Linked DNA regions of Homo sapiens: region 2 is linked to region 1. A link is a loop called in an ENCODE intact Hi-C map of the cell type or tissue named here. Cell type or tissue: Caco-2. All regions are shown on one strand. Each heading gives the region's core, and the rest is flanking DNA. Links, peaks and the distances in the headings are about the cores only.

Region 1 (14,493 bases), core at 6,277-11,276:
CTTTATTTCTAGGCAGGAGGCTGCACTGCAAGGGAGCGTCAGTGGCCCGGCTGGCTTTCCCCGGCCCTCAGCCCGCACTCGTCCACCAAAGCAAGCTCCTTTGTGGGGCTGCCCTGGGAAGCCGGGATCACGAGGCTCTGCCGGCCGTGGTCACCCCATGAGGCAGGGTCAGCTCGGGAGCAAGGCGGATCAGATGGAACAGAACACGTAGACCACCTCGCCCGCCCTTAGTCAGCTGGGCCATTGAAAATCAAGTCCGTAGAAAGACCTAGAAATAAGTCCCGGGGTGCCCTTGCCTGTTGACGGGCGGGCCGAGCAGGACTGTTCTCAGGCAGGCACTGGTCTCTTGGCTTCCAGGTGGTTTGTTTGCTGGTTTGAGGCTGGGGGTGACGCTCCTGTGCGGGAGGAGGTCGCATTCCATTCATAGCGGCTTATCTGGGCTGTCAGGCAGGCCTGGGAGGGAGCCTGCCTCTGTGCTCTCCAAGGGTGGGCGACGGACAGACAGGGTGTCCCACCCCTTCTGGGCCAAGGACAGAGGGTCAGTGTTTGCAGAGACCTGGGGAGGCCCAGGTGACCTCCACCGAGCACCTGCTGTGTGCAGGGCCAGTGCTGGCTGCAGAGACAGCGGAGCGTGTGTGGACCCGGCGGCCCAGGGGAGGGGGGCAGGCAGGACCCGGCGGCCCAGGGGAGGGGGGCAGGCAGGACCCGGCGGCCCAGGGGAGGTGGGCAGGCAGGACCCGGCGGCCCAGGGGAGGGGGGCAGGCAGGACCCGGCGGCCCAGGGGAGGGGGCAGGCAGGACCCGGCGGCCCAGGGGAGGGGGGCAGGCAGGACTCGGCGGCCCAGGGGAGGGGGGCAGGCAGGACCAGGCGGCCCTGGGGGTCAGGGGTGGAGGCCAGGCCTAGACGGCCCACAGGAGGGTGGACTCATTCTGACCGATTCCTGGAAGCCCCCGGAAAGTGGTGATGTTCTGGAGGGCCCAGCAGACCCCAAGGCCCCCAAGACAATCCCAGCTGGCTCTCTGCGGCTCTCGGTGTCTGCCATTTGAGACAATTTGGGCACAGGCAGGGCAGGCCGTCGCGGACGGTCTAAGCCGCGCGCATTGGTGGGGGCAGCAGAGCCCCTGCTCTCAGCTCCTCGGGGTACAGCGGGGGTACCAGGCGGGTGAGTGGGTGGGTGGTCACTGCTCCTGCCAAGGGCAGCCCTGGTTTGGTTTGCACTTGCTGCCCTGGTGACGGCTGCTCTCATTCCTGCCCCATTGCTAACAAGGGTGTCATAAGCTACTTTCCCGGCCCACATCCTATTAAGCCCATGGAGACCCTCCCACAGCTGAGCCTGCTGTGGGCTGCAGGCCCTGGGCGGTGCCCACCTCGGTCCCCACTGGCCTCCTTCCAGCACTTTAGAGCAGACACAGGTTGGAGATAAGGAAAGTTCCAGAGCACAGACTGGAACAAGCCCCAGGCCTCTCCCTGCCCCAGCAGGGCCTCCCTGGATTTGGGGGACAGGTGCCCTCATGGGGGGTCCTGAAGGTCAGAGCTGGGGCTGGGGCTGGGCTGGCGGAGGTGGCCTTGGCGGAGGCCACATTCCAGGGTCTCAGTGAGAGTCTGTGGCAGGCAGCCTTGCAGATGCCGCTGAGGGACCCCCCACTTCATGTTGTGGGTGATGTGGTCCATTGATTGCCTCCAGGTTTAAATCAGGTGGATATTTACCTAGCGGCCTCCTCTCCCTCTGCACAGGGCCTGGAGTGGGATGGACTGGGGTGCTCAGCTGGAGGCTCTGCAGACACAGCCCCCTGGGCTATGCAGGCCCTGCTGGGAGCCACATTGCCATTTTTCATCACCCACTTTTTGGGTGAGAACCCCCTCGAGTCCTAACATCTGCCGCATCTCAGAGCCTGTGGCTCCAGTCAGAGCATCTGGACCATACTGCTGGGGTCAGAGCGCGGCAGGACAATGGCCAGTTTCTGTGTGATTGCTGGCGGGAATCTTGAGCCATTCCGTGGGTCCGTGGGCTGGGATCTGGAAGCTTCCTTGAAATGTCTCTGGGCACGTGGCTCTGTGGGTCAGGGTGGGACATGGCCCCGTAGCAGGCTGTCCTACAGCAAAAGCCTGCTCTGTGAGCCAGCCCTGTGCAGGCCTCCCTCGGTACAGCCGGGAGGGGCCTCACCCTCCACCCACAGAAATCAAGGCTGCAGAAGACAGATGCCTGTGCCAACCCCTCCGGCAGAGTTATGCCAAATGTCCCACTAAATTCACCCCTCTAGGGAGAGGTGCCTCCTGCATCTACTTTTCCTAGAATAAGTATGAGAAACCCCAAATAGGTTCTAGAAAAAACAGCAGTGTACACAGATGTTAATCCTCTTCGAAACTTGACTGAGTCATTTAGCCAAAGAAAACAGCAACAATGGCTTCATTTCGAGAGGGTCACGGACACCCTTTCATGTTTGATTCCTTCTGACCTTGTGAGTTTATAGAAGGACAAGGAGAGAGGGACGCGCTGGGTTTGTTCAGATGTGGACAGAAAGTTTGGATGATAGGACAGAACATTTAGTTCAATCTTTCCACTTACGGCTCTTAAAAGCCCTTTATTTTTATAGGTAACATGCTTTAAACAAACTTTAAAATTTGAGGTTGCTAGTACCCATTGTGTGTGGATTGGACCAGCTCCATGAGAGTGGAGCCCGGGAGCCTCTCTGGTCGTCTTTGTGTGCGTCTGTGCCTGTGCCTGGTAGTAGTTCTGTCTGGAAGGTGAGCAGGGCCACAGAGCACCAAGAAAATACCAGGGACTTTGCAGGTCTCGGGTGGATTCAGGTTGATCCAACAGATGCCGGCCCAGGGCCTGCAAGGAGGCTCCTTTCGCGTGGCTGTCGTGGCCCCTGTGAGCTGGGCTTGTCCTATGAGAAGAGCTCCTGCAAGAACACCTTTTGAAGTCACCCCTGGGGGAGATGAGCTGGATGGCATTTGGAGCCCCCAGCAGCTCACATTCCTGAGCTCTTGGTCCCATGTGGGATTCGATAATTTTCTTTACACTGACAGGCAGCATCTCTTTGGCCAGCCGTGTGACTGTTGGGTCATGTGTCTTCTCTGTGCCTCAGTTTTTCTCCCCTGCAAATGGGTTCACTGAAAGCACTGGCCAGGGGAGGGGCTGTGGCATGGCATGACAGGCTGAGGGGCACTGAGCAGGTGCCAGGAGCCAGGTGGTGTCAGGTGAGCCCCCCAGGAACCCCAGTTTTTGTGCACGGTGGGAAAGAGACCATCAGGGGCGGAGGGGAATGAACACCCACCCTTTGGGGGCTCAGGTGCCAAACAGATGTGTGTGCAGGTGCATGAGCCAGGTGTGTGAGCAGGTGCATGGGCCAGGTGTGTGAGCAGGTGCATGGGCCAGGTGTGTGAGCAGGTGCATGGGCCAGGTGTGTGAGCAGACACTTCCTGTGCAAGCCTGTGCTCCTGTGGCTCATGGGTGCATGATCCAGAAACCCAGAGGCAGTGGCTTCACCGGGGGGTGGTGATATTCAAGCTCTTGCAGGAGGGGGTTGTGGCAGGGCAGGACAGAAGCATCTGACCAGAGGGTGCAGGGCCACAGCATTTCTGCCCTCGGGGACAGGCGGCCCGTGCTGGGACGGGCGCAGGAGCTCCTGAAACCTCTGTTCTCAGTTCAGAAACCAGGTACCTTTCCCATCTGACCCCCCAGGCAGCCATTAACAGGTCCAGGTGAGAGAGTCTGTGCATGAGACCTACTTTCCTTGCTCTCTCCGGGGGGGTTTGCAGCAGTTCTGAGCATCAGGCCAGAGGCTGGGACTCCCTGCCTGAGTCGGGGTGAGGGCTTCCCGTGGCTCTGTGAGCTTCAGAGGCTTGGCATGTACAAGCAGGGCTGTTACAACAGCCTTTAAAAAATCATGGAGAAGAACCCAGTGCATCTTCTCCTCAGAGGGTGGCAGAGGCTGAATGAATTTGCATCTGGACGTTCCACTTCCACCTCCTTCCTAACCAAAGACTGTATATGCAGGTGGTTCGTGGATGTATCTGGGCTGACTGGCAGTGGGGAGATGGGGGCTCCCCCACGTCTTGGCGGGGGTCCCGGTGGGTTGCAGCCCCCAGAGCCGGGCTTCCCGGAAAGGGGCATCGCTTCTCTCTTTTGGGCTGTGCTGGGGTCTCTCTGGTGAGGGGTGACCCAGGGCCTTTGAACAGCCGGTCCTAGACCAGGCCCTGGTTCCTGTGATGCTGACAGGCTGTGGCTTGAGAGCCTGGGTCGGGAAAGCCCAGTCAGAGGGGAAGCCGGGGGCTGGTTCTGACCCTGCATGGTTTCCTGAGGGACGTGCTCAGTGGGATTTGTCCCTGGAGCACCAAGGGCTGAAGGAAAGCCACTGTCCTGCTTTCTCGCAGCCCTGGTCCCCATTCTTCTGTGGGTGCAGGTGGGGATGGTGGGGTGAACCCGCCCTCCTGGGGACAGATATAGGGATGCCGGGATGCCGCACTGCAGGTGTGAGTCCTGGGAAGTGGGTAGGGGGTCGATGGGAGGAAGAGAGGAAGGTGGGGTGGGGGCGGGAGGAGAGAAGAGGAAGAAGGGGGTGGGGGGAGGGAGGAAGGAAGAGGAGGAAGGTGGGGTGGGGGTGGGCGGAGGGAGGAGGAGGAAGTGGGGGCGTCCCCATCAGAGACCTCCTGCAGACCTCCAGCTGTTTGGTCCATGGGTGGGTTGGTTAGGTCTGGGTTCAGAAGCCCCTTCAGTGTAGGTGCTCAGCTGGGCCATGGAGTCCTGGCCTTCCCTCTGAGCACAGACCCACCAGGAATGGGCAGCCCGTTCTTAGTGACCCTGGGGGCTGGGGAGCACCCACCCTCTGAGCCCCAGCTCGGCCTCCATGTGTCAGGTGGGAGGCACGGGCAGGGCCAGGCTGTGGGAGTCCGGGAGGGAGTCAGAGGTTGGCTGGGGCAGAGGTGGGGTCAGGGAGCAGGAAGTGAGCGTTTGCCCACTGGGGTAGACGCTGGGTGGATGGGGAGCTGGGAGTCCTATAGGGTGAAGGGTCTGCCGTGGGCTGAGGCATGTTGGGGCATCCCGAGTACCTATGGGCCCCTTGGACGTCCCCCCGGCGCTCCCTGGCACAGGTCTGCTCGGAGGGTGTCGGCCTCCTCTGCATTCAGGATCGTGGGTCTGTCAATTGGGACACCTATGAACAAATGCTCTTCCCATCAGTAACTCCGTGTGCCCCTCTCTTGAGCCCCTGTGAGATGCACCCTGGGGTCCCAGCCTCACCCACTATCCTTCACAGCAGAGCTGTGGGTCCATGGCCCAGGCAGGGTGGCCAATTCCTGCCCACTGCAGTCGGCAAGGGGGACACTGGGGCCTCAGGCTCATCTTCTGGGTGCGTTTATAAAGCCAGCACAATGTGCAGCGTTTGCAGACAGTATCCTCTGTGAGCAAGAGCATGTTTAAAGGGGGCTCATTTGAAACCCTACCTACAGGGCTGCCATCCCTCTGGTGAATGCCCACGTGGGTGACAGTGATTCTAGCCCTTGATTTCCTTGAGCTGATGGTGGGCCCCTGGGCTGAGGAGACCCTCAGCCAGGAGGTCCCAGGCCCAGGGATGAGTGAGCTGTACAGCAGTGTCACAGCAAAGCAGCCACCCTCACCCGGGGCCCATCCAGCGTGTGCAGTGGGCAGAAGCCTGCGTGAGCTGGGCAGGGACGAGGGACTGTGCCGCCGCCCCATTGTGAATCTGTGTTCATTTTCCTGACTTCCTTCATTTCTTGTGATTTTAAAGCTGGGGAGTGGAGATTCTACTTCCTGCTCTATCTGGAAGGAGAGGGCTTTCGGTTCGGCAAAAAAGTCGTCTTTGTGGGCGCCTGTGCCTCAGGCCACGTGGAGGCCACATGGAACTCCCATTGGGGAGGGGACCATGGGACTGGATGGCGGGAAAGTGCCCCACCCCTGCAGCCCTGGAACTGTGGCTGGGGTGGGGCTGAGGCTGGGGGAGGGGGTCTGGTGGGGAGGGAGCTGAGGCTGCTCAGGGGACTGCTGGTGGGGGGCCCTAGAAGGAGGGAGCCGTGGCTGTGGGGTCCCTGATGGGAGGGAGATGTGGCTTGGCGGGGAAGCTGTGGAGGGAGGGAGCTGTGGCTACTGGGGAGCTGTGGCTGGGGGAGTGCCGTGCCTGGGGGTCTGTGACTGGGGAGTTGCTGGCTGGGGGGCAGCCATGGCTGGGGGAACCCTGGCTAGGGAGGGGCTGGCTAGGGGCGAGCCGGGCTGCGCGGGGCCCTGGCTGGGGAGCAGCTGGCTGTGGCAGGAGCTGTGGCTGGGGCTTCTGCTGTCTGCATCCGTTCCTGTACATAGTGAAGGTGGGTTCTATTGCCAAGGTTCTGCAGGTGAGGGTGTGTGCTGTTCACACCACAGCATCACACAGGCACTCTCCTGCACACACACTCACACACAGACACACAGGCACTCTCCACACACACTCACACTCAGACACAGGCACTCTCCTGCACACACACTCACACAGACACACAGGCACTCTCCTGCACACACACACACAGACACACAGGCACTCTCCTGTACACACACACACTCACACACTCAGACACACAGGCACTCTCCTGCACACACACACACTCACACAGGCACTCTCCTGCACACACACACACTCAGACACACAGGCACTCTCCTGCGCACACACACACACTCAGACACACAGGCACTCTCCTGCACACACACACTCACACTCAGACACACAGGCACTCTCCTGCACACACACACTCACTCACAGACAGACACACAGGCACTCTCCTGCACACACTCACACTCACACACAGGCACTCTCCTGCACACACACACTCAGACACACAGGCACTCTCCTGCACACACACACACACAGACACAGGCACTCTCCTGTACACACACACACTCACACACTCAGACACACAGGCACTCTCCTGCACACACACTCACACAGGCACTCTCCTGCACACACACACACTCAGACACACAGGCACTCTCCTGCACACACACACACACACTCAGACACACAGGCACTCTCCTGCACACACACACTCACACACTCAGACACAGGCACTCTCCTGCACACACACACACTCACTCACACACAGACACACAGGCACTCTCCTGCACACACTCACACTCAGACAAGCACTCTCCTGCACACACTCACACTCACACTCAGACACACAGGCACTCTCCTGCACACACACACTCACTCAGACACAGGCACTCTCCTGCACACACACACACACACTCAGACACACAGGCACTCTCCTGCACACACACACTCACACACTCAGACACACAGGCACTCTCCTGCACACACACACTCACTCACACACAGACACACAGGCACTCTCCTGCACACACTCACACTCACACTCAGACAAGCACTCTCCTGCACACACTCACACTCACACTCAGACACACAGGCACTCTCCTGCACACACACACTCACTCAGACACAGGCACTCTCCTGCATACACACACTCACACTCAGACACACAGGCACTCTCCTGCACACACACACTCACACACTCAGACACACAGGCACTCTCCTGCACACACACACACTCACACTCAGACACACAGGCACTCTCCTGCACACACACACACTCAGACACACAGGCACTCTCCTGCACACACACACACTCACACACTCAGACACACAGGCACTCTCCTGCACACACACACACTCACACACTCAGACCCTCACACTCCAGGGCTGGGCAGGGGACCCCGGACCTGGCCTCTGGAGCTCATCCCTGGGTGCCTGGGCACGGAGTGCCGGTCACACTGTGCACCCATCCTTGTTTTCTCGATGTTGGGTTTACTTTTCCTGCCGGCTGCACGGCCTGCCCTTCTCAGGGCTTTGGGCTACTCTGCAGGGCTGGTGTTCAGGGCAGGAAAGGGAAAGGGGCAGTGGAGAGGGAGTGTGTGCTGTAGAGGCTAAGACCCCATTTGCACTGAGCCCTTCCATGGCTGTTCAACTCTGACGGGAGTCCACTGAGGCTCAGGACGCCTCTGCAGGGTGCCAGGGCCACGCAAGCTCCACAGCACGTGGACAAAGGCGCATCTAATCCTTGCAGGCAGAGTGGCTTATTAGACACGTTAGCAGGTCTGTCTGTGCAGCCGGAAGGAAGAAAGTGAAGTTAGATGCCCACATGTGACTTGGCATCCAGAGGCACATTCCAGATGGCGACCCGGGGCTCCCTGGTGTGGTCTGGGGGCCGGTGGGGGCCGAGGGGCTGCTGTGGGTCTGTGTGGAGATGGATACCGAAAGCCACAGGACGTGCTTAGGGACTTGCATGGCAATTTGGCAGGGCCGTTCCCAGCGCAAAGAAAGGCTGTCGGAGGTGCAGGCCACGCTCATCACCCGCATCTGACCCCACCAGGCATCCCACAAATGTGACCCTTATGTGTCTGTTAAAAACTACACTTAACGTTTTTTAATTCGAGAAAACCTATCTGTTGCTGTTATGTACAGTGCTGTAATCAGCAAACGTGTTCCTTGGTCATTTCCGCAACAGAACACAGTGGGAGGGGCCTGCTCTTCCGCAGCACCCCAGGCAGGCCTGGACCGCCCGAGTGGCCGTGGTCCAGGGGCGCGGAGGGCGCAGCGCGTTCCGTTTCGGCTCCTCTGGTGCGTGCCTCGTGTGCGTGTGAGCAGAGGCCGTGTGGATGCCGGGCGCCCGCCGGTCACGGGCTGGTGGGCAGAGAGGTCATGACCTTTTACTTTCTAGGCCTTTACGTATCGCAACGTGTGCGTTACGTTCATCATAAAAACGTCCGACGAAACCAAGAGCAAAGTGAACTTATTGGTGAAAGTTGCCATTGGGACTTCGGTGCCTGCTGAGAAATGCCTGGGCCTCTGGCTCCCCCTGGCGGCCGGTCCCTGGCTTGACGGAAGCGCGTCGCGCGGGCTCCAGACGTCCTGGGCCAAGTCCTGTGCGCGGGGCCTCCGGGTCTGCGAGCTGCGGCCGTGTTCAGAGCGTGTTTTGCCCGGAGCTGCTGCCAGCCTGGGCGGCTTTGGGCGCGTGCAGCAAGCAGGGTTTGGATTTGGAAGTGCAGCTCGTCCTGGCGCCAAGCACAGAGCCTGGCCTCTAAGATGCTCGGGAAATGCCGCTCTCTGCGCCCCTGAGTGCTCAGTGCGAGCCTGTGAAGTCCATTACAGTCTCCGGCTGTGAATGTAGCAAGGAGTGGGAACTAGGCCTGGGAGATGGGAGTGTTTGTCTGATGACTTCCTGAGCGAAAGCAAACTGGGAAATCTCGGGCTGCGCGCTGGTGCCCCGACTCCGCACCTCCCACCCCTTCTGTGGGGCCAGCACCCAGAAAGCGCCAGCGGAGGCTGGCAGGCCGTGGGCCGCATGGGCGGAGGGGCCGGTCCTCCGATGATGGGGCAAACGTCTCCGGCCTAGCCCCCGACGCTCGGGGATGTAAGGGCAAGGGCTGCGGGGTCGGAACGTCGGCTGTGGCTGTGGCTGTGTGACTGCTCCGCACCAGCTCAGCTTCCTCACCTGTGCACACAGGCTCCCGCTGGAATTTGCTGCGTTCTCCAAGCTCTGCAAGATTCAGAAGCAGAGGCCTCCCTGGGCTCTCACAGCCCCTTAGCTTCTTGCCCACCCACGGAGAGGGTCCAGAGCTGCCCCTTGCTGTCTGTGAGGAAAGCGGGTGCTTCAGGCCTGCCAGGGGTCCACTGGGAGTTGCTGGGTGGGCTCCTCAGGCCCTGCCCAGGGCTGACCCCTGGCTCCAGGTCCTGGGCCTCCGTGCCATGTTCCCCGCAAGCAGTCGGGGCCTGCTGGGGTTTGAGCCACGTTCCCCGGAAGCAGTCGGGGCCTGCTGGGGTTTGAGCCACGTTCCCCGGAAGCAGTCGGGGCCTGCTGGGGTTTGAGCCACGTTCCCCGGAAGCAGTCGGGGCCTGCTGGGGTTTGAGCCACGTTCCCCGGAAGCAGCTGGGGCCTGCTGGGGTTTGAGCCACGTTCCCCGGAAGCAGTCGGGGCCTGCTGGGGTTTGAACCACGTTCCCCGGAAGCAGTCAGGGCCTGCGGGGGTTTATGTCACACCCTGGCTGCACGTGGGGATCGTGTCTAAGCTTTTTGGAAATGTCGATGCCGGACTCCGCCCCAGACCTGGAGCTAGGAACTGGCCCCTGGCCATGGGCCCAGGCAGGGTGAGGTTTCCCAGCACCCTGGGTGATCTGAACTTGGGAGCAGGGCTGGAACCTGGGGGCAAGATCAGCACTTCTAGGACGTTATCGTGCGTGGGAACCACGGGACGCTCACTCATAGGAGGCTCAGCAGTTCTCTCGCTGTGCCGAGGCTGATGGAGACCTCACTGCTTGCCCCCGGGATGCAAACCCCGGGGACACCCGCCTTTCCGCTCCAAGCTCTGCCCACCGCCTCACATGGCCCTGGGAATTACAACAGACTTTCCCATCTCCCCACTATGGGCGGAATCTGCTGCAGCTGCCCAGACCTGGGGTCTTGCAGGTTCTGGACACCACAGCTCCCCTACACACAGAGGCTGCTCCTGCGTGGCCCTGGTCCCTCACCTCTACTTCTGGCACACGCTCCTCCACCTGCTGCCCTTCAGGGTTCATCGAGGTCTTATTTTGGTTCTGTACTGGGAGAGGGGGAAGCAATGGGGCAAGACGCTGCCCCTACTGTCCCCAGAAGATGAGGGACAGCACAGATGCCCAGGTAGAGTTTTCCTGTGTTAAATCATAAAACCCCCACATGCCCATCCCAGGTGCCCCACCTGCCCCAGCAGCTGCCTCCAGGCCTCGGGACGCTTGAACCCACCTCGAGGGCTGCCAGCTCCTGGCCTGGAGGTGCCCCCACCGGGTCCTCCAGTCCTGCTGCCCGGTGGCTCTGGCCATGGTTCCCGTCCCGGGCTGTTCATGTTCCCCCTGCTCCTCTCCGTGATCTGCCATCTCTGCTTCACCAGCCGGCGCCTTCTACAGAACACGGCCGTGAGCTTCCCATGTTCTGCCGCTGGCTCTTCACGCCAACAGGTCTCCTCTGAGCAGGGCCAGCTTATGGCATGGCGCCGGGTCAGCTCTCACCTGTCCCCCTCAGACGCCCACCTCTGATATGCAACTATTTCCAGCAGAAAATGTCCCATGTCCTTAAAGGATGGAGCACGCTGCTGGGAACACGGCTCTCTCCATAAAGGAGGGACTCCCCATGCCACTCCCAAGGCCACGGGAGGCCGCCCTCAGCACAGGGTCCATGGGGTCTCGGGGTCTCCCTGCCAAAGCACAGGCCTGGTGACCCCCTGGGACCCTCACTCCAGGGAGAGGACTGTGCATCTTGTGTGCTTCTCACAGTCACTGTGTGGGGTTCAGCCCAGGGGAGGTCACCTCGCCCTCATCCACGCAGTCCTGCGGGGAGGCCCATTTGCCCTGACTGCACAGTCCTGCAGCTCGGCTGTGCCCTTGAGTGGGTGGCGCTGCCCTGTTGCCCACCGTAGCTGCTGTGGGGCCACAGCCTTGAGCCTGGACACTGGCCATGACTGGATACCACCGGTGCACAGGGTGCACGTGAGGAAACCCTGCCCGTTCTGTGCCCGTGCCTTGCTTTTTCTCCTTTAAATCCCACCTGTGAGTTTTATTTTTGTAACTGCAGAGCATGATGAAAACCGTGAAGCCACAGAGGCACACGTCGTGTCTGTGGGGAGGGCCCCTCACTCTCTGGCTGCACATCACCCATGTGTCTCACTCACCATGGGTGTCCCTGCCCCTGAGCCCACCCTCACCTCTGTCAGCTGGGCAGGCGCTGCCCTGTCAGCCTCTGCCTCCACTTCCTCCACTCCTGGACATCGTAGTCTCTGTCGCCGGGTAGTAGCAGGGCCGGACCCCTTCGGATGAGCACGCCCAGGCCCAAGAGTGGCAGTCCTGGTGTGGGCGGTGGTGCTGGTGTGGGCGGCGGTCCTGGTGTGGGCAGCGGGGCTGGTGTGGGCAGCGGTGCTGGTGTGGGCGGCGGTCCTGGTGTGGGCGGTGGTGGTGCTGGTGTGGGCGGAGGTCCTGGTGTGGGCGGCGGTCCTGGTGTGGGCAGCGGGGCTGGTGTGGGCAGCGGTGCTGGTGTGGGCGGCGGTCCTGGTGTGGGCGGTGGTGGTGCTGGTGTGGGCGGAGGTCCTGGTGTGGGCGGCGGTCCTGGTGTGGGCGGAGGTCCTGGTGTGGGCGGTGGTGGTGCTGGTGTGGGCAGCGGTGCTGATGTGGGTGGTGGTGCTGGTGTGGGCGGTGGTGGTGCTGGTGTGGGCAGCGGTGCTGATGTGGGTGGTGGTGCTGGTGTGGGTGGCGGTGCTGGTGTGGGCGGCGGTGCTGATGTGGGTGGTGGTGGTGCTGATGTGGGCGGCGGTGCTGGTGTGGGCGGTGGTGGTGCTGGTGTGGGTGGTGGTGGTGCTGATGTGGGCGGCGGTGCTGGTGTGGGCGGCGGTGCTGGTGTGGGCGGCGGTGCTGGTGTGGGCGGCGGTGCTGGTGTGGGTGGATTCCTGGAGGACAGCTGGGTCTTGCATCCAGCACAGGTCCTGGTGCCTGGGAGGTGCTTACCCCATGGCCCCAACCGGCACAAGTGTGGCTGTCACAGCTGGGGTCTGGGTAGGTCTGGCAGCCCCATGGGAACCTGGCTGTGTGAGCCTGCCCTGGGGCCTTCCATGAGAAAACCCAGTTAAGGAGCAACCTGGTAAACCCTTGAAAACCAAGTGGGCCTTCACCAGCTTGAAAGGCCGCCCGTGCCTTTCCTCCTTGGCCCTCACAGCCCAGCTCGGCATCGCAGCAGAGTCCCGGTGGTGGAGATGCTTTGCCACTGGCCACCCAGAGCTAGGAGCCTCGGCCAAGGGCTCCCTCCTTGCACTGTGGTCTCTCGGGACCTAGGAGGTCCCGGGGTGTGGACTGTGCTGAACTGTTCTCCGACAGGCGGCCCTTTTTCTCCCACGTGGGCGAAAAGTGAAGCCTCTGGGTGGTCCTGTACCTGTCTGTCACATCCCGGGCTGCAGCCGGGTCCCCAGGGAGGCCTCCGTGAAAACACAAATCAAGTGCCAATTTCCTGGTGAAGAGTCTTTATGAGAGCAATGCGGCCCCGTGCCCCTTTACGCGGCTCTGCTGGTGGAGAGGAATAGCTGAGCTGCAGCACTAAGGAGAGATGCCTGCTGCATGATCCCCTAGATGCGTCCGAGGGACACTGGACATCTGGTGGCCCTCCAGACTCCTAGGAAGGGGACCGTCCTCCCAGTGGCAGCCAGGACTGCCTGTCCTCTTTTGGGTGGCCAGGATGTCACAGGGCGAGTAGGTGTCTGGCCCTACCACTGGGGGGCCATGTTGCCACGCAAGAATTCAGTGTCCCTCTGTGGGGAACGTGCTTCCCGGCTGCCACGCTGTCGCTCTCTCTTGTCTTCTGTTCGGCCCCTTCCCCGTTGCACATCCTGGCCTGGCGTGGTCGTCCCGTGGCGTCCTCTACCCTTTCCCATGTGACACATTCGCTCCATGGTACCTCCTGCCTCCCGAAATCACCTCTAAGTTCACTTTGTGCCAGGTTTTGTTCTCCAGCGCATCTTCAGTGCTGCGAGCAGGCTGGGCTTGCAGCAGGAGCACGGGTGTGCGTGTGGAGTGAATGAAGGGCCGTGTGCCCGAGTAGGTGGCGTGCAGGGGTGTAGTGAGGTGCGTGCAGGGGTGTAGTGAGGTGTGGGATGTGCAGAGTGAATGAAGGACGTTGTGCTCGTGTGGGTGATGTGCGGGGTTGTGGTGAGGCGTAGGGCTGGGGTCAGCTGGTCGTCCGGACTTTTGGTTTTCTGGCTGTAAAATGCACATGCCAGGATAGTTGTGAGGTGCACGCTCACTCGTGCATGGAGGGTGGTTCCACAGTGCTGTGGACAGAGGAGCCCTCGATAAATGCCAGCTGCGAGCACCGGGGGCCAGCACGAGAGCAGCTCTGAGAGCCTGGGTCGTGCAGGGCGAGAGAGGCTCCGGGGAGTGGAGGCTGTGAGCCAGGGAGGAAACACTACTCCACGTGTTAGGAGGAAGCCACGTGCTCCTCGAACATGCTGGTACTAGGTTTGAAAACCAACATTAGCAGCAAAGATGACTCCGTGTCCATACCCTAGTTTTTAAAAGTTGATATAGCCCCTCTAAAAATGAGTTTGAAAGCACAGGAATTTATAAGAGAAAAACTTTCATCAAATACATGAAAAAAATCAATCTCACTCAAAATGGAATTAATAAGAAATCAAGCAGCATTAAGGATTGCGTGGTTTGGAAAATGTGATGTGGGTCTCCCTTGATTGTTTTGAATGGCTTTATTGAGATGTAATTCACATTCCGTGCAATTCACTCGAAGTGTACAATCCAGTGGTTTTCAGTATATTCAAAAATCTATGCCACCATCATCCCCATCGACCGTGGAACATTTCATCACTCCAGAGAGAAGCCTTTCCGCCGCCCTCCCTCCCTCCAGTCCTGGCCACCGGTCATCTCCTTTCTGTCCCTGGGTTCCGTCTTCTGAGCTTCCATACGAA
Region 2 (14,493 bases), core at 5,340-10,339, 100 kb before region 1:
GCGGCCGCCCCATTTTCCACCCGCCAGCGGTGGAGGAGTTGCCCAGCCTTGCAGGAAAACAGCTCTCATGCCAGCAGCGGAGCATCCTATTCAAGTTTTCTCAGGGCTGCCAGCACAAATGCTGCATGCCGGGCGGCTTCCTCAGCAGACCGTTGTTTCTCTGCGTCCTGGAGGCTGGACGTCCCAGGTCCCCGTGTGGCAGGCCCGGTTCCTCCCGCAGCCTCTCCTTGGCTTGTGGGCGGCGTCTCCTCCCTGGGTCCTCGCAGGGCCACCCCTCCGTGTGTCTGTGTCCTCCCTCCCCTTATAAGGACCCCAGGCAGACTGGATCAGGGCCTGCCCTAAGGACTGAATTTTACCTTAATCACCTCTTTAAAAGCTGTCTCCAAATACAGTCACCTTCTGGGGTCCTGGCTGTTAGGGCTTTGATGCATGGATTTGGGGGACACCGCTCAGCCCCTAACAGCCCCCATCCTCTGCCTGCCTTTACCATGGGGCTGAGCCCAGCCCTGCAGGAGTCCCCTGGTTTGATGTCTGCTGTGGCCACGGCGACCCTCAGGCTGCTCCAGCCGCACTTGTGCTTGTCTCTGCCTGGCCCTGGGGCTTCACCTCCTGAGGGGGTGGAGAGAGAGAGACCTGTCCCTCCCAGCTCTCCTGGCCTTGCCCACTGCAGAGCCCAGAGGGACATCCTCCACCGTGGGCCTGGGCTCAGGTGTGCTCCGCGTTCTCCGGCCCCTCCTCCAGGTGCGCTGCTCACAGCACACGTCTCCACGTCCTGGCATCCCGGGCCTCCCTGGGCTCCGTGGCCCCGGAGGGTGCCCCTCCCTCAGCCAGTACTGTGGGAAGAGCCCGGTCCCTCTGGGGCCAGATGAGCAGGGCAGAGTGAGCAGGTCCCCCTTTGGTGGAGATTCACGATCTCCACCCCGCCCAGCAGCCATCCCAGGCCGCAGTCTGCTGACTATCCCCAGCTCACACTTCTCACCAGCTGACACGGTGATCTGGCCGGGCACCTGCCCAGGGTCCCACCCGCAGAGGAACCCGCCTCTTCCAGGTTGGTTCCGGGCTCCTGGACGGATCACGCGCTGTTGACATGCAGTTGTAGCTTTTTTCTTGTGGGTGGGAGCAATGCTCTTCCCAGCTCCACCTGGAATTCCACCAGGGATGGGTGCAGCATCCTAACCCCGCCTTCCCTTGGAGAATTCACTGCTCTGGACAGACGCCTGGCCCAGGATTTCAAAGGCGCATCTGTTATGGACCGGGCCCCCAGAGGAGACGTCTTTTTGCCATTTTGTTTTCTGACCGGAGGGTTTTTTGGAGGTTGCCCTCCCACCCACCGGGTTGCTGGCAGCCCAGCCCGTGCTGTTTTCAGTGGACCCTTTTGCAAATGTCTTCACAGGCTCCCGGGAAGCTGAGCTGAACAGTGACCTCAGCCTTGAGCAATCCCGAGGATGTGTTTGCTGAGGAAATCATTAAACAGGGAGATGAGAGCACTCAACCCCCAACATGCCAGGCTCTGCGGGAGGCTGCTTATTCCTGTGGCCTCGGGCCAGGTGCCCCAGCGTTTGCTGCCCTTGGTAGACACTTGTCTGGCCTGAGCCCTCGGGCACCATACACCGACATGGTTAGGGCAGCCAGGGTCAGCCCGGGCCCCTGGGAGAGCTGAGTGGAGGGACCACTGGCCAAGCACAGAGGGTGCAGGGTGCCCAGGACCAGGCGTCACCTGATGGTCACCTGGGGGAACCTGCTCACTCCGCCCTGCTGCCCTGCTCACTGCTCGGGGGCCCAGCCAGGCCGGGGACCAGGGCCTCAGAGTGGAGGGGGGTCAGGGCCCAGGGCCTCAGGGTGGAGGATGGTCAGGACTCAGGGCCTCAGGGTGGGTGGTCAGGGCCCAGGGCCTCAGGGTGAAGGGGGGTCAGGGCTCAGGGCCTCAGGGTGGAGGATGGTCAGGACTCAGGGCCTCAGGGTGGAGGATGGTCAGGACTCAGGGCCTCAGGGTGGAGGCAGTCAGGACTCAGGGCCTGAGGATGGAGGGGGTCAGGCCTCAGGGCACTGGACAGCTGACTGGCTTCTTCCCAACCCTTTTCCTTCTTTTCGCCCAACATAACCACTGGGAGGTATCCACAGAAGGGGGCTCCTCAAACACTGCCTGGTGTCCTCTGTCTCAGCCCCAGGGGAAAGGACTCGCACGGGGCGGAGTGGGAACTTTGGGTGAAACTGGGCAGGGGGTGCTGGCCAAGGCGGGGGAGAGGGTGGACTCCCATCAGGTCAGGAGCTCCGAGGTGAGGCCTCTGCTAGGGTGGAGGGTCTCAAGATGGGGAGGGAGGGGTTGTGGGAAAGGGGAGGGGAGGTGGAGCCGCTCCAGGAGCCTCACGGGCCTTCGGGATGGAGCCGCTGGGCGTTGGCGAGAGGCTTCCGTCCACGGCACAGCCCCGCACGGGGGCAGAGGACGGGAAGGGACCCAGGGCAGCCCCGAACCACCTCAGACTTTTGGAAAATGAACTGGAAAGAAACAAGACTTCTTTTGAAAAGAAGAATGTCCTTTTTTATTTTGACTTTTTGTCATCGATATTTTTTGCGTTACTCCTGGTTTTAAAAAGAATTGCATTAAAATACCGCTTTTCTGATGAGTGAGTTTTTGGAACACCCCCCTGCTCCCTGCTTTAATTTTGCCCTGGAGAGGAGCACCTCATTCTACTCTGGGCTGTGCATCTTTGGAAGGAATGCTGAGACCCCCGGTTCCCACTGTCCCCGTGGGCCATACCCCGTGAGCCAGCGGGACCAGCTCCGAAGGCAGAAGGTCAGGCCGGGGTCAGCTTCAGCCTTGGCGGGGGCAGCCGCTCAGCAGAGGGTGGCCCAGGGAGGCCAGGCTGGCTAAGGGCAGGGCCAGGACCACCCAGAATGGGAGGCCCACAGCCCACCAAGGGGTTGCCCCGTGGGAAGACATGGGGAATGGGTCTGGCCCTCTCAGCACGCTGTGGAGTGTGGCAGAGGGCGGGGGTCGTGTCCTGGAAGGAGGAGGCTGAGCCTCCAGAGAGCAGCGTCGGGCTGGAAGATTAGGGGAATGCTGTGTGTACAAGGCCCAGCCATGACAAGCAGTGACTGTGGTTTTAGCCAAGAGTGGGCAGTGAGGGAGGGGACACACGTGGCGGATAGGGTGGGGGGTGGCCCCCACAGGACATCAGGAGGGACCTAAGTGAAGGAGGAAGCGCTGGCAGGCCAGGCACCCACCCTCGGGGGCCAACTATCCAGAGAGGGGCAGGGGGAGGGCAGGGGGAGGGGGCTGAGAGCGGGCAGAGGCAGGGCTGGAGCAGGGGCTGAGAGCAGGCAGTGGGAGGGCAGGGGGAAGGGGCTGAGAGCAGGCAGGGGGAAGGGGCTGAGAGCGGGCAGGGGGAGGGCCGGGGCAGGGGCTGCTGCCTCCTGGAAACGTTTCATGTTGTCCTTGCACTATTTACAGTGAGGATTATTTATAAAACCCAAATCGCTTTAAAGCCATTTCCAGGTTTTACATGAACAAAAATCTATTTGAAAAAAGAAAATAATAAAATAAACATTTAAAAATCTTTCTTAGAATTCCCTAAATTTCAGGGCCGTGTGTGTGCCCATGTGTGGTATTTGTGTGTGTGCGTCTGTGCATCTGTGTCAGTGTGTCTGTGTCTGTGAGTCTGTGTGTCTGTATCTGTGTGTCGGTGCATCTCTGTGTCTGTGTGTGTCTGTGTCTGTGTGCCTGTGTGTGTGTCTGTCACTGTGTGTGTGTGTCTGTGTGTCTGTGCATCTGTGTGTCTGTGTGTGTCAGTGTGTCTGTGTGTGTGTCTCAGTGTGTCTGTATCTGTGTGTTGGTGCATCTGTGTGTCTGTGTCTGTGTCTGTGTGCTTGGGTGTCTGTCACTGTGCGTCCGTGTGTCTGTGCATCCGTGTGTCTCTGCATATGTGTGTGTGTGTCAGTGTGTCTGTATCTGTGTGTTGTGCATCTCTATGTCTGTGTATGTGTGTCAATGTGTCTGTGTGCTTGTGTGTCTGTCACTGTGTCTGTGCATCCATGTGTCTGTGCGTCTGTGTGTCTGTGCATCCGTGTGTCTGTGCATATATGTCTGTGTACGCACACAGCTGATCCTCTGACACCGAGGAGGAGACACAGTGGGGATTCTGGGTCTGGCAGGCTCTCTCCTCTGCATCTCTCAAGCCTCCCACAACCCCCTTAGTGTCCACCCATGCTGTAAGAGGAGACCATCTGGAGTCCCAGGTGTTTTAGAGACTGGAAACCAGCCCACGGGGCCCCTGGAGGAACAAAAACCAGCTCCCAGCCAGCGCATGCACACCTGAGACACGCCCTCAGCCACTGGCTTCTGCCACTGCTTTACTGGGTCAGCCATGAGTGGGGCTGAGGAGCCCGCCCTCCCATCAACGTGTTGCTACCTGGAGAGCATTGACAGACTTGGGCCATTCCTCTCCGTGGCGGGTGCCCCTGTCTTCCTGTCTACATGAGTCCAGGGGCCCTGTGGTGCATGGGAACAGCCAGGAGGGGTGGCTCAGCAGGACTAAGATGAGAGACTATCATGAGACCCGGGCACATTCCCACCAACAGCGGGTTCCTTTCCGTCCCCGCATCTTCCCTCACCAGCAAGCCCCTGTGCAGAGCCCAGACTCCACAAAGGCCCATCAGTCATCACTGTCCACATGTGCATCCGATGTGTAGGGTGGCGGCGGGGACGAGGCTCAGACAGACAAGACACCCCAGGGTCAGCCAGGCCGGCCTGTCCCACTTGAGCTGGGCTGAGACACCAATGTCACCCCTCTTGAAGCCCCCAAAGCTTGCTCTCTGGCCGACAGCTGGCTTTTGAGCCAGAAGGCTGGTGACCCTGTTAGGATCTGGCAGACCCGCCAGGGTGGCTCCCAACTCACCCACTTCCCGCCCTGAGGTCCTCTCCTCCCTCCCCACCCTCTGGCTACATGGACTCTCCATCCTGGAACACCGGGCATGACCTGACTCGCCTTTGCCTCGCCGTTCCCTCTGCCTGCGATGCTGTTTCCCCGACCACACAGGCCTCCCTGGCTCCTGGCCTCCTCCAGTCTTTTCTCAGGGTCTTCTCCGTGAGGCCCCTCTGACAACCCCGTTCACATTCCTAACCAGCACCCAGCAGCCTGTCTCATTGTCTCTTACTGGAATGTGTGTTTGCACGGCAGGGATTTTCCCCCTGCTGTGTGGTGATGGATCCCCAGCGTCTGGAACTGCTTCCAATGCGAAGGAGCTCGGAAGCCTTCAGTGTGGGGATGAGTGAGTGAGGCAGGCGGCTGCCGGTGCGGGGAAGACAGTTAGGGTTGTTCTTACATGATAGTTTTTAAAGATGCCATCTTTTCAACCAAGAAATTCTACTTCTAGGCCCCTGCCCTGGAGAAACAATGAACTGGTGGGGAAGAGTTTCATCATTTCAAATGCTCGGCCATGGTTTCTGTGACCTGTGGGTCTGGTTCCTCCATGGATGGAGCAGATGTCAGCGGCCTTTGACTGGAGAAGGTCGTGGGTCTTGCAGGCTTCAAAAGCTTCTTCGTTTATGTTGTGCCAAGAAAGCTATGGCTGGGAACGGTTCCCTCCCTCAGTGTCTGCTTGTGGCAGCTCCCGGGCGTTTCTGGGCTGCCTCACCCCGCACTGCACTGGCCTCAGAGCCAGGCCTTCATCTGACCAAGTCCCCACCTCCTGCTGTCTTCACTAGTGCTGTTCTTTATCTGTCTTTGGGTTCCTTTTAGTATTTTCCCCTAAATTTTCAAATGATGTGTCTGGTTGGTTGAATGTGAACCTTTCTTGATTACTAGGTAAATGCATCTGGTCTTCCTGGTGTGGCCGAGTCCCACAGGTGCAGTGTGGGGCACCCACGTGCCTTCCCTGGAGTGAGGAGTCCGAGCTCTCCTCTCCGTCTCTGCTCATGATGGGGGCCATGCTCCCCCGTGCCCTTCCCAGCAAAGATGGGGCCTCCAGGGCTCCACTCCCACTCCCGAGCCCCTTCAGTGTGGACACATCTCACTGTTACCCTGGTATCCGTTCACAGTCACTGAGACTTGGCCAGCAGCTTTGCTGCCTTTGTGTTGGTTTTTGTCAACACTCTGTTCTGTGTCCCATGCCAGCCGAGAGGCCTGTGGGGGTGGCTAGTGGGGGGAAGCTTGGCCTGCAGGTGAAGGCAGGGCTGGGGGCCCTTCTGGGCCATGGTGCCAGCCTGTCACCTTCGTGTTTTCTGCCATCAGGTGTCAGGGTCCCACTGGGCCTTCAGCTGCCTGTGCTACCTGGGCATGTGCCCCCTCCCCAAATATGTGCCCCTCCCCAGACCTGTGCCCCCTCCCCAGATCTGTGCCCCTCCCCACACCTGTGCCCCCTCCCCGGATCTGTGCCCCCTCCCCGGACCTGTGCCCCCTCCCCAGACCTGTGCCCCCTCCCCGGACCTGTGCCCCCTCCCCAGACCTGTGCCCCCTCCCAGGCCTGTGCCCCCTCCCGGGCCTGTGCCCCCTCCCTGGATCTGTGCCCCCTCGCCGGGCCAGTGCCCTCTCCCTGGACCTGTGCCCCCTCCCCAGGCCTGTGCCCCCTCCCTGGATCTGTGCCCCTCCCCGGACCTGTGCCCCCTCCCTGGATCTGTGCCCCCTCGCTGGGCCAGTGCCCTCTCCCTGGACCTGTGCCCCCTCCCCAGGCCTGTGCCCCCTCCCCGGACCTGTGCCCCCTCCCAGACCTGTGCCCCCTCCCCAGACCTGTGCCCCCTCCCCAGACCTGTGCCCCCTCCCCGGGCCTGTGCCCCCTCTCTGGGCCTGTGTTTTCCCAAACATACCCCATGGAGAGGAGCTGGGTCCTCACAGGTTCAAAATTGTCCTATAACCCTGGGGGGGTTACGGTGTGTGCGAGGGATGGAAACCAGACTCTGAGGTAGACGTGTGTGTGAGGAGTGTCAGCCCCCGTCCCTGGAGGGCGAGGAGGGGAGTCCAGGGAGGCCCCACCCCTGGCCTGGGGAGATGGGTCTCGGTGAAGAACCAGGGCCACACTGGCATCACAGGCAGGCCCAGTCCTGGTGGATATGTCCAGGCCGCCCCTTTTCCTCCCCTCCATCCAGGGTGCACCAGGCTCCTCCCCTCAGAGACCACCCAGCCGGAAGCCCAGGCTCCCCAGGTCACCAAAAGGGGCTTGCAGGGCCTCCTAGGTGCCACAGGGTGCCGGGGGTGAAATGTGACTCTACCAGGCAGCCGTCAAAGAAACAGGTGTAACTGCATCCCCAGCGTGGAGAGGAGGCTGGCTCGGGCCAGCAGGGTCCCAGAGAGAGCCCAGGGTCCGGGAAGCAGAGCAACCTCAGGCAGCTCCAGGGGGACGTTGATGGAGGGACCATTGGCAACGGTGGAGCAGGGAGTAGGGAGAAAGCGAGCCCATGGCTGGAGCGCGCCAGGAGGGTGAGGTGAGGGCGGGGCCCCTGGAGCCTTAGTGCAGGGAGACAGGCTGCCTGTGCACCTGCCGAGAAGGAGCCCTCCCCGACCTTGGACTGCCAATACCCGAGGCCAAACCCACCCTCCCCAGCCTGTGCCAGCCCCAGGGTCAGCCTGGGCAGAGCGTGGTGGGGAGAGGTGCCCAGGGCACCTGGAGGGGTAGGAGGGGACACCTGCCCTGCTGTACACAGTCCCTGCTTCCCCCATGTGCTCCCCACCAGCCTGCAGGGAGCATGGAGTTGCTTTCACTTCATCAAGATCCTGGAGCACCTCTTCCTGCTGCCTCAAGTGGCCCACAGTTTCCACGACACCTCTCTGGTTTCCGGAGCTCCTGAGCTGGGATGTAAGCCACCAGCATTCATCTCTGGCCCCTGCCTCAGGCCCTTCGACTCCCAAAATAATGGGCAGGAGTGGGAGCTTCATCCAAGGCCCCTGCACACTGCCTTGGTTCACAGTGAAATCTGGAACACGGCATCTTGGTTTCCAGGAAAACTGCCTTGGGTGCCATGGCGCAGCCTGCCCACACTTCAGGCACAGAGCACAGAAGATTCTGTGGTTTCCACACCTGGGAAGAGAAAAGAAAAACCTTCCAGGTACTTTAAAGTTCCAGAAAAATGAGAAATGCTTGGCCACAGGTACACCTACAAACCCTGCTGTCTGCACAAACCTTGCTGCAGAAGTCACAGGAAGGCTCTAAGGAGCAAAGAAGGAAGAGCCGGCCCCTCCTCTCTGGGAGACTGTAGGAGAATGAAGGAACCCTAGGTGGCAGCGGCTGAGCTCATGGTCCGCTGACGACATTGCCTGGGGTGGGAAGGAAGCCCAGCCAGCCCAGGCAGCCATGGGCCAGCCATGGGTCTCAGAGGGAGAACAGAGGCCTCCCGCCACCAGCAGCACTAGTGTGCCAGCCACGTGCCTGGACCTGGACCCTGCAGCCCTGGGGAGGCTCTCGGATGACAGTGGCCCCAGAGGCATCCAACTGCAGCCTCATGAGAGCCCTGTGCCCCAGCGCCCAGCTAAGCTGTGCTGGATTTCCTGGCTCAGAGGAACTGTGAGGATAAGGAAGGTTTATTGTAGGTTGTTGTGAGCCATTAAACTTGGGGTGCTTTGTTAGGACACAATGGATAGCAAATACACCACTGACCGGTTAGGAGCCCCCAAACTGGGGAGAAAGTCTCACAGGGGAGCCTGTGCTCACAGGGACGGAGTCAGCCTCACACACAGACACATTTTGTTATGGGTTGAATGGTGTCCCCTCCCCCCAAAAAAGGACGCACTGAAGCCCTACACCCCCATACCTGTGTGTGTGACCCTACTTGGAAATAAGGTCTTTGCAGATTTAATCACGTTAAATCAAGTTCATTAGGATGGGCTGTAATCCAATGTGACTGTGTCATCACCAAAAGGGGAAATGTGGACACAGACACAGACCCACAAGGAGGAGGCCACATGAAGATGGAGGCAGAGACTGGAGTGATGCACAGGCCAGGGGACACTGGGGGCTGCTGGGAGCTGGGAGAGGCGGGAGGGATCCTCCCCAGAGCCTCTGGAGGGGGCACGGCCCCACCCACACCTTGATCTGGGACTTCTGGCTCCAGATCTGTGAGAGAACCTCTGTTCTTAGCCATCAGTTTTGTGGAACAGTGTTGCAGCAGCCCCAGAAAACGAATGCAGATTTCTGCACCTTTTAAGAGCAAAGACAGTCTGGGCGTGGTGGCTCATGCTTGTAATCCCAGCACTTTGGGAGGCCAAGGCAGGTGGATCACCCGAGGTCAGGAGTTCAGGACCAGCCTGGCCAACATGGCGAAACCCTGTCTGTACTAAAAATACAAAAAAATAGCTGGGCGTGGTGGCAGGTGCCTGTAATCCCAGCTACTTGGGAGGCTGAGGCAGGAGAATCACTTGAACCCAGGAGGCGGAAGTTGCAGTGAGCCGAAATTGCACCATTGCCCTCCAGCTTGGGCAACAAGAGCAAAACTCCGTCTCAAAAAAAACAAAAGAAAAGACAATCAAAACACAGCTCAAGTGAGCAGCATTTGTACTGAATCAATTGGCCTCTGTTTAGTACTATTAATTAGACAAGAAAAAAGGGAGTTGTCTTTGTGTACCACTGGGGGTTTGCAGTTTTTAGATAATAAGTTTATTTTAAGTAACTATGATTTTCATTTTCTTTCAGTGTTCAGGTAGCCACAACTTGACCATGGGGACCCCTTGAACTGGCACGACCTCCCGTCCGCACCCAAGTCCCCACCAGCCTGTCCCTCTGATGGTTCTGGGCTGGGTGTGGCAGGGAAAGGGCAGAAGTGAGACTTTGACCTGGTGGGTGCACACGCCTAGGTGTAAATCTAGCTCCAACATCTTACATGAGAATGAATTGAATTCAGATTCTTTAATGGCTCACCCTGGAGTTTTATCCCTCCTGGTAATAATTTCATGACCAACACAATTCTTTGTTTAGCTGAGTATTTTGATTCTGGTGAGCATCATTTCATGTGTGTGGTGTTGTCAACAGCCACAGGTGAGTCTAAAATAATAGCACAGGGTCTTGTGACGGTGCTGGGAACCTCTCCGCTCATACTGGCCCGCATGTCTTCGGACGGGAGTCGCAGCGCAAGCTTGCAGGTGGTCATTGCTGGGAGTGTTAAGGCAATACAGGTCTCTGAGAAGAGAGAAAAAGGTGTCTTTATATTCAGAATAGTCAGGGAACAGCGCTGGTGTTTACAGCTGATGTGAAGTGACCAACACAGAGAAGAAACAGACACGCCCAGGTCAAGGGAATTTGTCTTTAACATATTTTTTTTAAATAACCCACAATTTGGTGTTGAATTCTAATTTTTAAAAGACACTCAGGTATTTATTTATTTGAGACGGAGTCTCGCTCTGTCGCCCAGGCTGGAGTGCAGTGGTGCAATCTTGGCTCACTGCAAGCTCCGCCTCACGGGTTCACGCCATTCTCCTGCCTCAGCCTCCTGAGTAGCTGGGACTACAGGTGCCAGCCATCATGCCTGGCTGATTTTTTGTATTTTTAGTAGAGATGGGGTTTCACCGTGTTAGCCAGGATGCTCTCGATCTCCTGACCTCATGATCCGCCCGCCTCCGCCTCCCAAAGTGCTGGGATTACAGGTGTGAGCCACCGTGCCCGGCCAGGTATTTATTTCTTAATGCCCTATTCCTACAAAGTGCAAAGGCCATTTGAGAATGTCAGAAACTATAATGAAATAAGATCAAAATACAATAGCTTTCCACATGGATATTATTAGAGATGCTTGCCCTTAAATTTCACCCTGCAATTCAGGTTAAGGAGCAATTTTATAGGCCTTTATAACATTATGATATAATCAATGCTTCTATAAAATCCCGTTTATGAATGACAAGGGACCCATCGTGTGTGTCAGAGTCACTCACAAAACGTTTAATGAGCTGTTCAGGTAATGACATGACCCAACAGGGGATTTCCAAAACGCCCAGTCTTTCAAAAACGATATGAAAATCTCCAAATCGGACATTTAAAATGATTCATATTATTATTAGGAAAAGCATATAAGATGTATTAAAGAAGAAGCATGGTTTGGCTCCTTTTTAAACATTTTAATTAGTGGACTTTGTTACTTAGAGCAGTTTTAGGTTTACAGAAAAACTGAGTCTCAGGTCCAGGGAGCCCCAGTGTCTCGGCTCCCCTGCGACTGACATCCTGCTTCCTGTGCTGCGTTTGTTACAATTATCAGTCGCGCGAACACACGGCTCACATTAGGGCTCACTCCTTGTGTCGAACATTTTATGGGTTTTGACAAGTGTGTCATGACATGGATCCACTAGTTGTGGTCCCTTTTATCAGGTTAAAAATAAAACGGGGCCTTGCAGAGATTTAAATGTGGTAGTAATCACCTTTGTTATATTTTTCCTTCTGAAAATATTAGCCTTGGAAGGAAATGTTTTAACAACTAGCCACTGTTCTGTGTCTGGGCACATGTCCATAGTGAGCGTATTCTCTTATCTGCTTCATGCTGTTGCCAATTTACAGACCAGTCGCTCAGAAGCTGTGATTTTTCTTCTGAGCATAAGCTTATCCTCAATATGGAAACTTTAATTCAAAATACAGTTTGGTCTCATAGGAGCATTGTAGTCTTGCTGGCTGGAATTCACGTGGAGACCGATGCCAGTGCCTCTTTCCTCTGCATCCATCCATCCATCCATCCATCCATCCATCCATCCACCCACCCACCCATCCATCCATCCATCCATCCATCCATCCATCCATCCATCCATCCATCCATCCACCCACCCGTCCATCCATCCACCCATCCATCCATCCATCCATCCACCCATCCACCCGTCCATCCATCCATCCACCCACTCGTCCATCCATCCATCCATCCACCCACCCGTCCATCCATCCACCCACCCATCCATCCATCCATCCACCCATCCATCTATCCATCCATCCATCCATCCATCCATCCATCCATCCATCCATCTATTTATCCATCCATCCATCTATTTATGCATCCGTCCATCATCCATCCATCCCTCCGTTTGCTCATTTCCACCCAGGAATCCATCATCTCTCAAACTAAGGTTTCGACATCATTCCTTCTTTTCAGAAAGTGCAAACCAAAGCTAAGACTGGCTCACACATGCCACGCGGGAGTTAGAGTGAGAGCATTTTTCAGATCCTTGTTCTCTTCTGGCCCCACCTCCCGCAGTTTCTGGAAGTCCCAGGACAGGGAAAAGGAGAGAAAGGCAGAAAAGAAATTATCGAGTGTGGCTCTTCCCTCTCCTCAGAGGAAATTGTTCACCTGCCACCCTCGGAAATTTAATTTTCAGTGTTAAAACTTGAAATTTTATAGTAGTATGTGTACCAAAGTTATAAAATGGGCAAACTTGTCTAAACGAGGATTCCTACATTGTTATGACATTTTCCCCAGAGAATCACAAGCTCTGAGATACACTTGTGAACCTTACTTATGCAGACATTCTCTTAAACTGGGATTCTTTCTCTCAGTTTACCTTAGGCTAACACAGAAACATATTTTGACACAGAAAGAATTTTTTCTCTTCATTGCTCAAGTCACCTGGAGGCAGCTCCTGCCTGGGGTGGATGCCTCCGACCCCTGGGAATGACCCCTGCAGCCACCACTGAGCCCCCCACAGAAGGAGGCTCGTGCCTGGTCCAGCTTTCCCACCCGGGGTCTCTGTGGCTGGCTCCCCCCAGCTCGGGGCAGAAGCCTAATTCAGGGTTGTTCTGCTCAGTTGATCCAGTCGGACGCTAGGATTTGCCTGGGGGCCCGGCCTGCCAGCAGTACAGGTGAGGGGACGCAGGCTTGGTCACAAGCACCCCTGCTGACCTTCCCTACAGACCTGGCACATTTAATCTTCTTCTTTGGGGAGGAGAAGAGGATGCATTCAGAAATGCCTTTGCTGATGAGGCCCTCAGGAGCTTGTACTGGAATCACTCAAAATTCCCAAGTAGCCTGAGTGTCCTAATTCATTTCTGTGTACATCTGCCTAATTCTCAATCCACGTCTAAGGTTAGAATGAACATTTGAATTAGCCATTCTGGACAACACACACACGCACTATACCATGCATTTAGATCTCTCTGTACCTTGCTCGTGTCAGCACAAACGCAGCCCCTCTCTTTTCAAAAGCCCGGTTCGTTTTCCAGCAGGCGCGTGCTTTCATTAGACTTTCCCTCCTGTGGGTTCTGGCAGATTTCCCAACACAAGCACGGCAGGAAGTGCATTGTGTTTGTAGAAAATCCAAAATAATCTCTAGGTGAGTGTTAGGATGAAAAATGAATTTAGTGTTGGTACAGGTTTTTGCTTGTTGTACTTTTTGTGGGGGAGGGTGATAAAAATATTCCAAAATTGATTGCGATGATGGTTGTGCAATTCTGTGAATATACTAACAAGCACTGAACTCTATACTGCAAACAGGTGAACTGTATGGTATGTGAATTATATTTTAATAAAGCTGTTATTTTTAAAAAGTAAATTTAGCAACAACACTGGATACAAGCTAAATATACAAAAATTAATTATCTTTATACAGACCAGCAACTAATAATTAGAAAATGAGAATTTTTAAATGATACCATTTTGGTAGTATCAAAACCCATCAATTACCTAGTAACTGTTCAGTAAAATATTCCAAAAACAGCAAAACATTGACTAAGGTACATTAAAGAAGATTTAAATAGCCCAGGCATGGGGGCTCACGCCTGTAATCCCAACACTTTAGGAGTCCTAGGAGAGCAGATCACCTGAGGTCAGGAGTTCGCGACCAGCCTGGCCAACATGGTGAAACCCCATCTCTACTAAAAATACAAAAATTAGCCAGATGTGGAGGTGTGCGCCTGTAATCCCAGGTACTTAGGTGGCTGAGGCAGGAGAATCGCCTGAACCTGGGAGGTGGAGGTTGCAGTGAGCGGAGATCTCACCACAGCACTCCAGCCTGAGTGACAGAAAAAAAAGAAAAAAAAAAAAGATTTAAATAAAGGAAGGGATATGATATATTTATGGATTAAAAGCAAGTTAAAAACAAGTTAACAAACACAACAATTGATCTATAAATTCCATGTAATCACCATTAAAATCCAGGCCAAAGTGTGTGAGTGTGTGTGTGTTGCGGGTAGGGGGTTGCCAAGCTAAAGTTTACGTGGGAATGGACGGGGCAAGAACAGCAAGACGACCTTGAGGACGACCAAAGCGAGGGACTCGGCCCCCAGGTGCCAGTGCCCACCACAAAGCTATAGGAGTCCAGACCAGGCCACACAGCGGTCAGTGAAGTGGGATGGAAGGTCCAGACCAGGCCACACAGTGGTCAGTGAAGTGGGATGGAAGGTCCAGACCAGGCCACACAGCGTCAGTGAAGTGGGATGGAAGGTCCAGACCAGGCCACACAGCGGTCAGTGAAGTGGGATGGAAGGTCCAGACCAGGCCACACAGTGGTCAGTGAAGTGGGATGGAAGGTCCAGAAACACGCACACGGGACACTTGATCCACAACAGATTCAGGATTGCAGACCAGGGGCACGGGGAACCTCTTTACTC

Evidence for each region. A loop is a pair of places that touch in the nucleus more often than their neighbours do. Peaks named below come from ENCODE experiments on the same cell type or tissue, not always from the same donor. Only the 100,000 strongest peaks of a DNase experiment are listed, where the experiment ranks them.
Region 2: it touches region 1 in a loop (3-fold over the local background); 3 of 110 quality-filtered maps call a loop at or near these places.

Annotation. Positions count from the first base shown.
Region 1 is chr21:45,430,704-45,445,196 of GRCh38, forward strand. The region is part of intron 2 of COL18A1 (collagen type XVIII alpha 1 chain); the gene reads left to right. LOC124905042 (a long non-coding RNA gene) reads left to right here and starts at 7,656. Exons shown (of 2, transcript XR_007067909.1): 1 at 7,656-10,682. RefSeq lists a silencer at 278-462 and enhancers at 331-1,329, 1,330-2,326, 8,160-8,889, 8,890-9,619, 9,620-10,349 and 2 more. In Caco-2, for the core only: a CTCF peak has its summit at 8,876 (motif pointing left); a DNase peak (open chromatin) is centred at 8,858.
Region 2 is chr21:45,328,778-45,343,270 of GRCh38, forward strand. It overlaps LINC00316 (long intergenic non-protein coding RNA 316), which reads right to left and starts at 13,213. Exons shown (of 2, transcript NR_103811.1): 1 at 13,048-13,213; 2 at 9,813-10,101. RefSeq lists an enhancer at 1,241-1,962. In Caco-2, for the core only: no CTCF peak of the experiment used is centred there; a DNase peak (open chromatin) is centred at 8,224.